2 separate regions of the Homo sapiens genome follow, and region 1 is linked to region 2. Evidence: read pairs that join two places in POLR2A ChIA-PET (ENCODE). Cell type or tissue: OCI-LY7. All regions are shown on one strand. Each heading gives the region's core, and the rest is flanking DNA. Links, peaks and the distances in the headings are about the cores only.

Evidence for each region. Peaks named below come from ENCODE experiments on the same cell type or tissue, not always from the same donor. Only the 100,000 strongest peaks of a DNase experiment are listed, where the experiment ranks them.
Region 1: POLR2A ChIA-PET joins it to region 2 with 8 read pairs; 3 of 35 experiments call an interaction of 5 or more read pairs at or near these places.

Annotation. Positions count from the first base shown.
Region 1 is chr1:36,393,771-36,399,141 of GRCh38, forward strand. LSM10 (LSM10, U7 small nuclear RNA associated) reads right to left here and starts at 4,138. Exons shown (of 2, transcript NM_032881.3): 1 at 3,997-4,138; 2 at 1-383. The coding sequence starts at 359. RefSeq lists enhancers at 3,283-3,995, 3,996-4,707. In OCI-LY7, for the core only: no CTCF peak of the experiment used is centred there; DNase peaks (open chromatin) are centred at 2,788, 3,671 and 4,191; H3K4me3 peaks cover 3,113 bases; H3K27ac peaks cover 3,176 bases.
Region 2 is chr1:35,917,776-35,923,133 of GRCh38, forward strand. It overlaps AGO1 (argonaute RISC component 1), which reads left to right. Exons shown (of 19, transcript NM_012199.5): 17 at 547-648; 18 at 1,280-1,479; 19 at 1,724-5,358. The coding sequence ends at 1,832. Among named protein-coding and RNA genes, the nearest start is that of AGO3, 11 kb to the right of the region's middle. In OCI-LY7, for the core only: no CTCF peak of the experiment used is centred there; no DNase peak of the experiment used is centred there.

The DNA of each region.
Region 1 (5,371 bases), core at 105-5,104, 480 kb after region 2:
TTTGGGGGAAATTCCCACCGGCCTTGGCCCTTGCCACCAAAGTTTCGCACCCGATGGATAATCTGCAGCTGCTGCTCAATGGTCGAGGTGATGTTCACGTCATCTGGGATGTGGACGTAGCGGACATTGCGGCCTGTCACAAAGAGGTCATCCAGCTTGACCTGATGCCCCCAACGGTCCGTGTAGGTGACTTTGGCCAGGCGGATGTTCATGAAAGCATCGACATTGTCTATGCGTCCGTGGGCCACGCTCTCATCCCGCAGGTCCACAGTGGTTACCCGGCCCTGGAGGCCCTGCAGTAGGATGATCAGGCTGTTCTCAGAGATGGTCCGCTCCTTCACTGAATGGCTCACCGCCATTCTTCCACACCAGCTGCCTGCTTGCTGTGGACAGGAGCACACAGATGGCAGCTATAGCAGGGTAGGGGGTACAGTTGCCAACTCACCTCCACCAGGTTCTCAAACAAAATTCCCAGCACAGACCACCTCTGCAATTTTTGTATCTGTGGACACAGATGCTTCCCGCACATGTCTCATAGAATCCTCACACCAACTTGCAAGCCAAGGATTACTTATGCTCATTTTATGAATGAGAAAAATATGGCTAGGATGGCCAGGCGCGGTGGGATACACCTGTGGTACTAGCTACTCAGGAGACTGAGGTAGGAGCTTCACTTGAGCCCAAGAGCTCTGCTGACCTGCTTGGGCAACATAGCAAGACCCCAACTCTGATTTTTTAAAAAAACCTACAAGAAGGCTGGGCATGGTGGCTCACGCCTGTAATCCCAGCACTTCGAGAGGCTGAGGCAGGCAGATCACGAGGTCAGGAGATTGAGACCATCCTGGCTAACATGGTGAAACCCCGTCTCTACTAAAAATGCAAAAAAAATTAGCCGAGTGTGGTGACAGCGGGCGCCTGTAGTCCCAGCTACTCGGGAGGCTGAGGCAGGAGAATAGCGTGAACCTAAGAGGCGGAGCTTGCAGTAAGCCAAGATCGCGGCAGAGTGACTCCGTCTCAAAAAAAAGAAAAACCTATAAGAAAACGGTGAGCATTGGCCGGGCGCGGTGGCTCACGACTACAATCCCAGCACTTTGGGAGACTGAGGCGGGTGGATCACCTGAGGTCAGGAGTTCGAGACCAGCCTGGCTAACACGGTGAAACCCTGTTTCTACTAAAAATACAAAAAATTAGCCAAGCGTGGTGGCACATGCCTGTAATCTCAGCTACTCGGGAGGGTGAGGCAGGAGAATTGCTTGAACCCAGGAGGCAGAGGTTGCAATGAGCCAAGATTGCGCCATTGCACTCCAGCCTGGGCAACAAGAGCAAGACTCTGTCTCAAAAAATAAAGAAAATGGTGAGCATTTCTATTGGGTCAGAGACAAGAAAAGGATGCCTTTTATGGCTTCTAATCAACAGTAAAATGTAGGTAATGGTCAATGCAATGTTCAAAAAACGATTACGGAAAGAAGGGAAAGAATTTAGAGAAACAATAATTATAAAGGAAGATCACTGTCCTTGTTGGTCAATTATAAATTATATGATTATCTACATTGAGAATGCAAGACAAATTATTAGGACTAACAACAAAAGTCTGTATCATTCCTAATAATACATTAATTTTAAAAAATCAATAACTTTAAAAAAAGAAAAATATGGCTAGGAGAGGTAACTTGCCCAAGGTCACAGTAAATAAGTGGAATTGCTGGAATTCAAATCCGTAGCCACAGGCCGGGCGTGGTGGCTCCCCGCTGTAATCCCAGCACTTTGGGAGGCCAAGGTGGGTGGATCACTGGGGCTAGGAATTCAAGACCAGCCTGGCCAATATGGTGAAACCCCATCTCTACTAAAAATACAAAAATTAGTCGGGCATGGTGGTGAGCACCTATAATCACAGCTGCTCCGGAGGTTGAGGCAGGAGAATCGCTTGAATCCGGGAGGTGGAGGCTGCAGTGAGCCAAGATCACGCCACTGCACTCCAGCCTGGGTAACAGAGAGACTCTGTCTCAAAAAAAAAAAAAAAGAAAATCCATAGCCGTCTGGCTCCAAACCTCACACCAGGTGTGCATTAGAATCATCTGGTGAGTTTTTAACCCAACCTCCCCACCCCAGAGATTCTGATTCGTTTGGTTAGAGGGGTGGGCCCAGGTATCCTATTTTGTAAAAGCTCCCGGCTGGGCGCGGTGGCTCACGCCTGTAATCCCAGCACTTTGGGAGACCGAGGCGGGCGGATCATGAGGTCAGGAGATCAAGACCATCCTGGCTAACATGGTGAAACCCCCATCTCTACTAAAAATACAAAAAAATTAGCCAGGCGTGGTGGCGGGCGCCTGTAGTCCCAGCTACTCGGGGGGCTGAGGCAGGAGAATGGCGTGAACCTGGGAGACAGAGCTTGCAGTGAGCTGCAAGTGGAGTGCCACTGCACTCCAGCCTGGGCAGCAGAGTGACTCCATCTCAAAAAAAAAAAAAAAAAAAAAAAAAAGAAAGCTCCCCAGATAACTCCAAAGTGCTGAGGGGTACTGGTTAGAAATGCGCAATCTCAGGTCTCTCCCCAAGCCTGTTCTGAGATAAAATCCACTCCTTCACTGAGTGGCTCACTGCCATCTTCCACGCTGGCTGGAAACAGACTGCATTTTAACATGACCCCCTACGTGAATTAGATACACGTTAAGGTTTGAGAATCATTGGTTGACACCAGTAGTTCTCAAACATTAGTGTGTATCAGAATCATCTGAGGGGCTTGTTAACTCAGCTTGCTGGGCCCCACTCCCAGTTTGACTCAGGTCTGAGGTGAGGCCCAGAGATAAAGTCATTTTGAACATGTTCCCAGGTGATGCTGATGCTGCTGGTCAGGGGCCCACACTCTGGGAACTATTGGTCTACACCATGCAGCTGTTATGTAAGTAGAAATTAAGGTAATGAGGCCGGGTGCAAGGGCTCACGCCTGTAATCCCAGGATTTTGGGAGGCCAAGGCGAGTGGATCACCTGAGGTCAGGAGTTCAAGACCCGCCTGGCCAACATGGTGAAACCCAGTATCTACCAAAAATACAAAAATTACCTGGGCATGGGCGCACCTGTAATCTCAGCTACTTGGGAGGCTGAAGCAGGAGAATCGCTTGAACCCAGGAGGCAGAGGTTACAGTGAGCCAAGATTGTGCCACTGCACACCAGCCTGGGTGACACAGCGAGACTCTCAGAAAAAAAAAAAGAAAATAAATCTGGATAATGAATTGGGGAAAAAAACCCCCAACCGGTATTATATAAGGTACATAGGTTTTGAAGGTAGAGAAACCTAGGTTGGAATCCCCACTCCACCCCTAATTATGAAAACCTAGAAAAGTTAATGTCTCTGAACCTGTTTCCACATTTATTAAACTACAGGAGAAACAAAGCTACCAGAATCACACTCCACTAAAGGTACTCTCCTTTGATTTCAACATGCCCTGATAATGTATTAGTGCACTATGTCTTACCTATCCCTTATTTTCAGACCTGAGTTAAAGGGGGTGGAACGCTCTCTCTTTACGACCTCACTCAGCATCCCGTCCAGGGCTGTGCATTGTGGCACTGAGCGTGGCAAGCCAGACTAGGCCAGTGACGAGGGGGCCTGGGAGCTAGGTCCCTGGGCATGGCCTAACGACCAGCCACCCGGCTGCAGCCTGATGAATCTGCGATCAAGCAAAGGTATGGGGCTGCTGCTGCGACTGCAAAGAGCAGTCACCGGACCTCGAGTCAGGCCCGGGTTCTAGAACAGGCTTTGCCACCTCCTAGGAGGGCGATCACTTAGCAAACCACTTAGCTTCTCCAAGCTAGCTAAGCTACCGGTAAAACGGGATGAGCACCGCTTACTCAGAGCAGCGGGAGCGGGTCTGGGGAAAGGAGCTATACTCGGTAAATGGGGAAGAAAACGCTTCCTGGGCTCCGGCACCTCCTTCCGGAGGTCCTGGCATCCCCCGCATTCCGCCCCGGGGCTCCCTGCACCGCCGACCCGGACCCACCACGCGACATTCCTTCCGCTTTCCCCGTCTGGGTCGCCGCCGAAGCTAGCGGGCGCCTGGACTGGCTGCCTCCCGCCGGCTGCAGCAGGACGGAGAAACCATGCCGGCGACCGGGCCGCTCTGTCCTCCGGGCGCAGAGTGCGTCAGTGCTCTGCAAGTCACCGCGTCACGGAGAAACTACAATCCCCAGAATGCTTCGCGGCGCGGGGCTCGTGCTCCGCAAATCCCGGCCTGCGTCATTGGAGTCTCTTTCACTAGAGTCGTTCATTCATTCCGCACGCATTCATTGAACCGGCGACCTGGGCCAGGCTCCTTCCCAGGCTCCGGCATGGAGCAGTGACCAAGATCAAGTGGCTCCCTGAGCTGATGGCGCTGCAGGGGAGAGAGTCTTAAGAAAACAAAGAAGAAAAATAGGGAAAAATTTCTTCAGAAGATTAAAGGTGTGATGTGATGGTGACAAGGTGGTCTTTTATTGGATTGTCAGGGGTGCCCTGAGAAGGTGACATTTGAGTTGAGATTAGTGACATGAAGCCAAGCTTGTGAAAACTATGGGAGGAGCATTGCAATTAGCGGGAACAGTTTGTTAAGTAAAATTTATAGGAGGCAGGGCCGGGTGCAGAGGCCCACACCTGTAATCCCAGCACTTTGGAGGACAAGGCGGAAGGATCACTGGAGCCCAGGAGTTCGAGACCAGTCTGGGCAACAATGGGGAGACCCTGTCTCTACAAAAAATAGAAAAAATTAGCCCACCGTGGTGGCGTACACCTCTGGTCCCACCTACTTGGGAGGCTGAGGCAGGAGAATTGCTTGAATCCAGGAAGTGGAGGCTGCAGTGAGCTCAGAAAGTAACACTTCATTCCAGCCTGGGCAACAGAGCAAGACTCCGTCTCAAAAAAAAAAAAAAATTGGAGGCCATTGGTTTGAACAGGGCTCCTGCACCAAGCCCAACAGAACCAAAATGGAGTCACTCATGCTAAAGTTCTACATCACCAAGTGGAAACTAAGTTGTTTATCTGATATTCCGATAAATCAGAAGAGTGAGAGATAGCTAGATCTCCAAACCATCCTGTTTTAGCTGGCAGGATAAGGAAGTCCCCTCTGCTTTAGCCTTCAAAGTTACAAGGAAAGTAACTTTGAAACAACCAATCTTTTTGTTTTCTGTTTCTGCTTTCCTCAGCCCTTTTCTGGCTGTAAAACCAATCTCCTCTGCTCAGCTCATTTGAACACTCATTCCATTTTATAGAATGAAGTGTTGCCCGATTCTAGAGTTGCAAATAAAAGTCAGATTTAACAAATTTGGCAAAAAAAAGTCAAATCACCAATTAAAAGTTAAATTTTTTCTTTTCACAGTTCATGCAAAGAACCTGGGGGAAAT
Region 2 (5,358 bases), core at 359-5,358:
CTTAATAGAGAAGAAGCCCTTGAGATAAAGGCTGGGGATTTAGTCCTTGTCCTATCTATCCTCCCTGGCCCCTTCCCTCCTCCTAGCTCTTGTGGTCCTTCCTCTGCCACCGCCTTCACTAGTGTCCACCTCCTCCCGTCCTTCCCTTATACTTCCTTTCCCTCCTCCTAGCTCCCTGGCCTAGACCCCATATATAGACCAGCTCCTAGAGAAGGGGAAGGGAACTACCATTTATTGAACTCCTCCTATGTGCCAGATACTGTACAAGGCGTCTTCCTCACAGCAACCCTGTGAGGTACGTATTATTATTATCTCCAATTTAACCTCAGAAAGGTTAAACGACTTGCTAAGATCACACAGCTAATAGGACTTGAACACAGGTCTGTGTGACTTTAGAAGCATATTATTTTAAGATTCAGTACCCTCAGGGAATAGCAACTTTGGCTTTGTTCTTGGGATTTTGGTGAAATCAGAGTAGAATTGAGCCAGGGTCCTGGTTAGGGCCAGGCAGGTCTTGGGATCTTGGTTGTGTTTGTCTCTATACAGATTGGGAAGAGTGGTAACATCCCAGCTGGGACCACAGTGGACACCAACATCACCCACCCATTTGAGTTTGACTTCTATCTGTGCAGCCACGCAGGCATCCAGGTAGCTGGGCTTTATCTTGTGGTTCCAATGGGTCAAAGATGAGTTGTTCATTCATATTGCCTCTAGAATGTATCAGTCATCACTGAATGACATCCAAATTAGGATTGCTCTCTTTTCTGTTTGTTCTGTTTTGTTTTGTTTTGAGGCGGAGTCTCACTCTGTCCCCCAGGCTGGAGTGCAGTGGCACAATTTCAGCTAACTGCAACCTCCACCTTCTGGGTTTAAGCAGTCTTCCTGCCTTCCCGCCTCAGCCTCCCAAGTAGCTGGGATTACAAGCATGCGCCACCATGCCCAGCTAATTTTTGTATTTTTAGTAGAGACAGGGTTTCACCATTTTGGCCCTGCTGTTCTTGAACTCCTGACCTCAAGTGATCCACCCACCTTGGCCTCCCAAAGTGCTGGGATTACAGGCATGAGCCACTGTGCCCGGCCAGGACTGCTGTCGTAATAAGCCCTGAGTACACTTGCAGGTTGCTTATAAGAAGAGTGCTTTATGACATTGGTAGTTTTGCATCTGCCTGTTCATGGGTGAATTATCTACCCAGCCATATTCTTAACAGTGATCCTGTTCCCCTATTATCAGCCATCTTCTCTGCCCAGCCTGGGACCCCTCACCTTCCTATCTTCCCAGGGCACCAGCCGACCATCCCATTACTATGTTCTTTGGGATGACAACCGTTTCACAGCAGATGAGCTCCAGATCCTGACGTACCAGCTGTGCCACACTTACGTACGATGCACACGCTCTGTCTCTATCCCAGCACCTGCCTACTATGCCCGCCTGGTGGCTTTCCGGGCACGATACCACCTGGTGGACAAGGAGCATGACAGGTGAGGCCTGGGATCAGGTTGGCCTCCTTTTTGCTTCAGCCTATTGTGCCAGATCTTCTTAACTTTCCTTGGGTAGAAGGAAATGAGTGCTGTCCAATTTGGTGTCATTGGGCTCGTCTGCCCAATCCTGGGTTGGGTTTCTCTCTTAAGTTGGTATGGGAATTGGCATCCCAGGGCTGGGCGAGGGAATTAGCAGCAGCTCTCAGTTCACCAGGAAGGACTTCTTTCATTTTTTCCTTTTCAGTGGAGAGGGGAGCCACATATCGGGGCAGAGCAATGGGCGGGACCCCCAGGCCCTGGCCAAAGCCGTGCAGGTTCACCAGGATACTCTGCGCACCATGTACTTCGCTTGAAGGCAGAACGCTGTTACCTCACTGGATAGAAGAAAGCTTTCCAAGCCCCAGGAGCTGTGCCACCCAAATCCAGAGGAAGCAAGGAGGAGGGAGGTGGGGTAGGGAGGAGTGTAGGATGCCTTGTTTCCTTCTATAGAGGTGGTGTAAGAGTGGGGAACAGGGCCAGCAAGACAGACCACCAGCCAGAAATCTCTGATATCAACCTCATGTCCCCCACCCCTCACCCCATCTTGTCACATCTGGCCCTGACCCCACTGGACCAAAAGGGGCAGCACTGGTGCCCACCATACACACAGGTGTCTCATGTGACTCACAGTGCTAAAGACTCATGCTTGACAGCTTGGTAAGGTCAACTCTGTAGCCCTGCAGACAAAAGCTGGTTAGGTTTGGGTTTGATACTTTAGATGGGAAAGTGAGGGGCTTGAGAAAGTGGGTGGGAGGAGGGAAGGATTTTTTAGGAGCCTTAATCAGAAAAGGACTAGATTTGTTTAAGAAGAAAAATGAAACCAGACCCAGATCAATATTTTAGGATACTAGATGTTTTAATGGGTTCAGAATCCAGTTTGTAGGAAGATTTTTTAATGGTTTTGGTTGCTCCTCCCCCAGCTGCCACCCCCCACCTTACCCTTATTCCTCTCTGTCCACATTTTCTGCCCCACCTTACTTCTCCTCCCTGACAGACATCCAGCCCCTAGTAATACTTAAGGCACTATGGCACTTAGCTTTGAAGTGACACGACCCTGTCTTCCTTCCGCCCGCTGGTGGGTAACCAGTGCCTTCCCTGTAACGGTAATGCTGCAGAACTGCAACCTTTTGTACCTTTCTTTGGGGAATGGGGTGGGGGTGGGAGAGGAGGTAGATGGGGAAGAAATACCCCAGACCCAACAAACCTCCAGCCAGAAAGCCAGCTATTTTGCATTTGAAGGAATTGACTTCCTCATTCATTGAGCTTTTTAAAAGATCACAACCTCAAGATGGTTAAAATCCATTGACATTTGCACTTTCAAACATGACAAGTCTCGGAGCTGCTGAGATGACAGGCCCCTGGCCTTTCCACTTATGCCTCCTTTTCTCCTTATTCCTCCTACCTCCCGCCCCGCCCAGGTCTGGAGTTACTTTCATAGCATTTTTCACTCTTGGCTTCTTTTCTCCCTTGATGGTCAAGTCTCTTATGTTTCAATATTTCTTAACTGGGGTGTCTTATAACAAAAAACTCTTAGGTCTAAAATGAGAAAAAAGAGAGAAAACAAAATGTTATTTTTATACCATAACTTGAGTGTATTGCCAAAATTTGGAAATCCTTCCCATGCCTGATGAGTTTATATCCCAGAAACATTGAGCCATCAGAATGAACTGTGTACCTGATTTGTTCTCTGACCTGGCTAGGTAGGGAGGGGGTGGTTATCGCCCCAAGATGGGGTCCAGGCTCCATCCTTCCTCTGTGCAGATAATACCTTTTTCTTGCTATAGCCTCCCTCCTCTGCACTGTCCTGCACTCTTTCTTGCAAGTGCATCTTTTTCCTTCCCCTGGACTGTCCTCTGACCCTTTGGCTCATCCTAGATTGCAGTGTGTCCTGTGGACAGGCTGGGGAATTTTGCTGCTCCCTATTGCTTCTGTTTACAAAAATGAATTTTTCCTGGTTTCCCACTAGGGCATGTGGGTGGGTGGCATGGACTTTTTTTTTTTTTTTTTTTTGTCTTGAGACATGGGGTTTGGCTGTCTTGCAGGACTGGAGAAGGTGGTGGTTCTAGCTTGGTCTCTGTTGGCCTTGAAGCAAGCATCCCCCCTGCCCTTTTTCCTTGACTGTTCATTTTTTTCCTGCCCCACTGCTTGGGATGGGGAGTTGCAACTTCAGTGTGGAATTTCCTCTTTGAGGAGCCTGGGCTTGGATCTATCCTGATCTGGTGATGAAGCCATGATTACTTTAGACCTAGCCCAGGCTTGGAGGCCAGCTGGAGGAAGAAGGGTCTAAATCCTGGCCTGTAGAGTTAGAACTACCATTTCCTCCCCTTAGCTGCCCTTGTATGACCCGGATTTGCTATGCAAAACAATCTATCCCAGGTTCTGTTCTGGTTGGCTACATTGTTCAGCAACTCACAAAACGTAGCACAAACATTCATTATGGAGAAAGCATCAGGACTGTTGAGTAACTCCTCCTTTACTTTTTTCCTGCTGGCTACAGCATGGGGTGCCCTATAGGCACAAGCCCAGCTGAAGAACAGAATGGAGGGCTCTGGGAGGAGGCAGCTCACTGGAGAGCCTACATTCCTTACACAAGTGCCTAAAGAGAGTGATGCTAACACTCCATCTGCCCTGTCCATTGCCTTCATATACAGTCTACTTCGTGTTCTGTCACCCTTTGGGGAGGGGAGTTCTCCTGGGACAGTGGGCTCTGCATGTTCTCCACTTGGATACATTTTGGGGCTAGGATCAGGGCACTATTCCTGGAGGGTCCAGTCATTCACCAGCATTTGCAAATGTCCATAGGGAGCAGGTGGCAGCCTCTACTCCCAGCAACAAGTTTGTGTTCTCTCCTTTTCTCTCTTTGCCTCACTCTCTCCAGTTGGTTTTCAGCTGGGGCTTGAAATGCATTTTTAGCCCTTTGACGTGGCTTATGCCATTCAAGAAATAAAAAGCAAGAGAATCAGCTTTGGGCAATGACAAGAAATGAGTTCTTACTCTGATTTTTTTGTAAAAAGATAATTTTTGAGACTTGAAAAATACCCCGACCTTGAGATTATTCCTGTTTGAAAGGTGGTGCATGCAGATGGAGAAGTGGTGTTGGCAGCAAGCTTTGGCTCATGTGGATTTGGTTTAAGTGGTGCTTCTTACCCAAGCTTCAAGGAAGTGCTTGGGGGACCCCCAGCCTCATCCTCTTAGTTGGGTCTCTTGTTCCCTTTGTACCACTGTTTTGCCTTCCTTTTCCTCTTCTCTCTTTGCCTGGCTTCCTTTCCCTTTTCTTCTATTCACTCTGCTTGCTTGCTGGCCGGCCTGCCTGCCTGCCTGCCTGCCTGCCTGCCTGTCTGCCTATGTGATGATGAAATCTCTGCATGGCTGCAATGATCCCACTGTTAGCTGGCAGGGTCAGGCTTAGCTCCTTGACTGCAGAAGACCAAGAACCTGTTCCCCAAGCCCAGAGATGTCCACCTGGGCTGGACTGCCCTCAAGCTTATACTAGAGAAGAGCAACTGACCTGCCCAACTTGTGTGAAGTCAGGAGGGTTTCTGGCATTTTCCACACCTGTCCACTCCTTGGAGCTGGTTTCTCTCATTGCTTTTTCTAAATCTGGTTCTTTTTCTCTTTACCTGGGGCCTGGCTTTTCTGAGATTGTCTTAGGGTTGAGCTATTTGGGTATCCTGGGTTTGAGTGTTAGGGGATGGACATAAAGGAAAAAGAGTGATGAGAAGAGAATGGAGAGAATTTGAATAAAAGGTGGGAAAGGAGAGCACTGTTCTTTGATTGTTTATCCAGTCCAACCTGATCCATTAGGGATCGAGGTGCTACACTGGCCTCCAGGGATAAGCC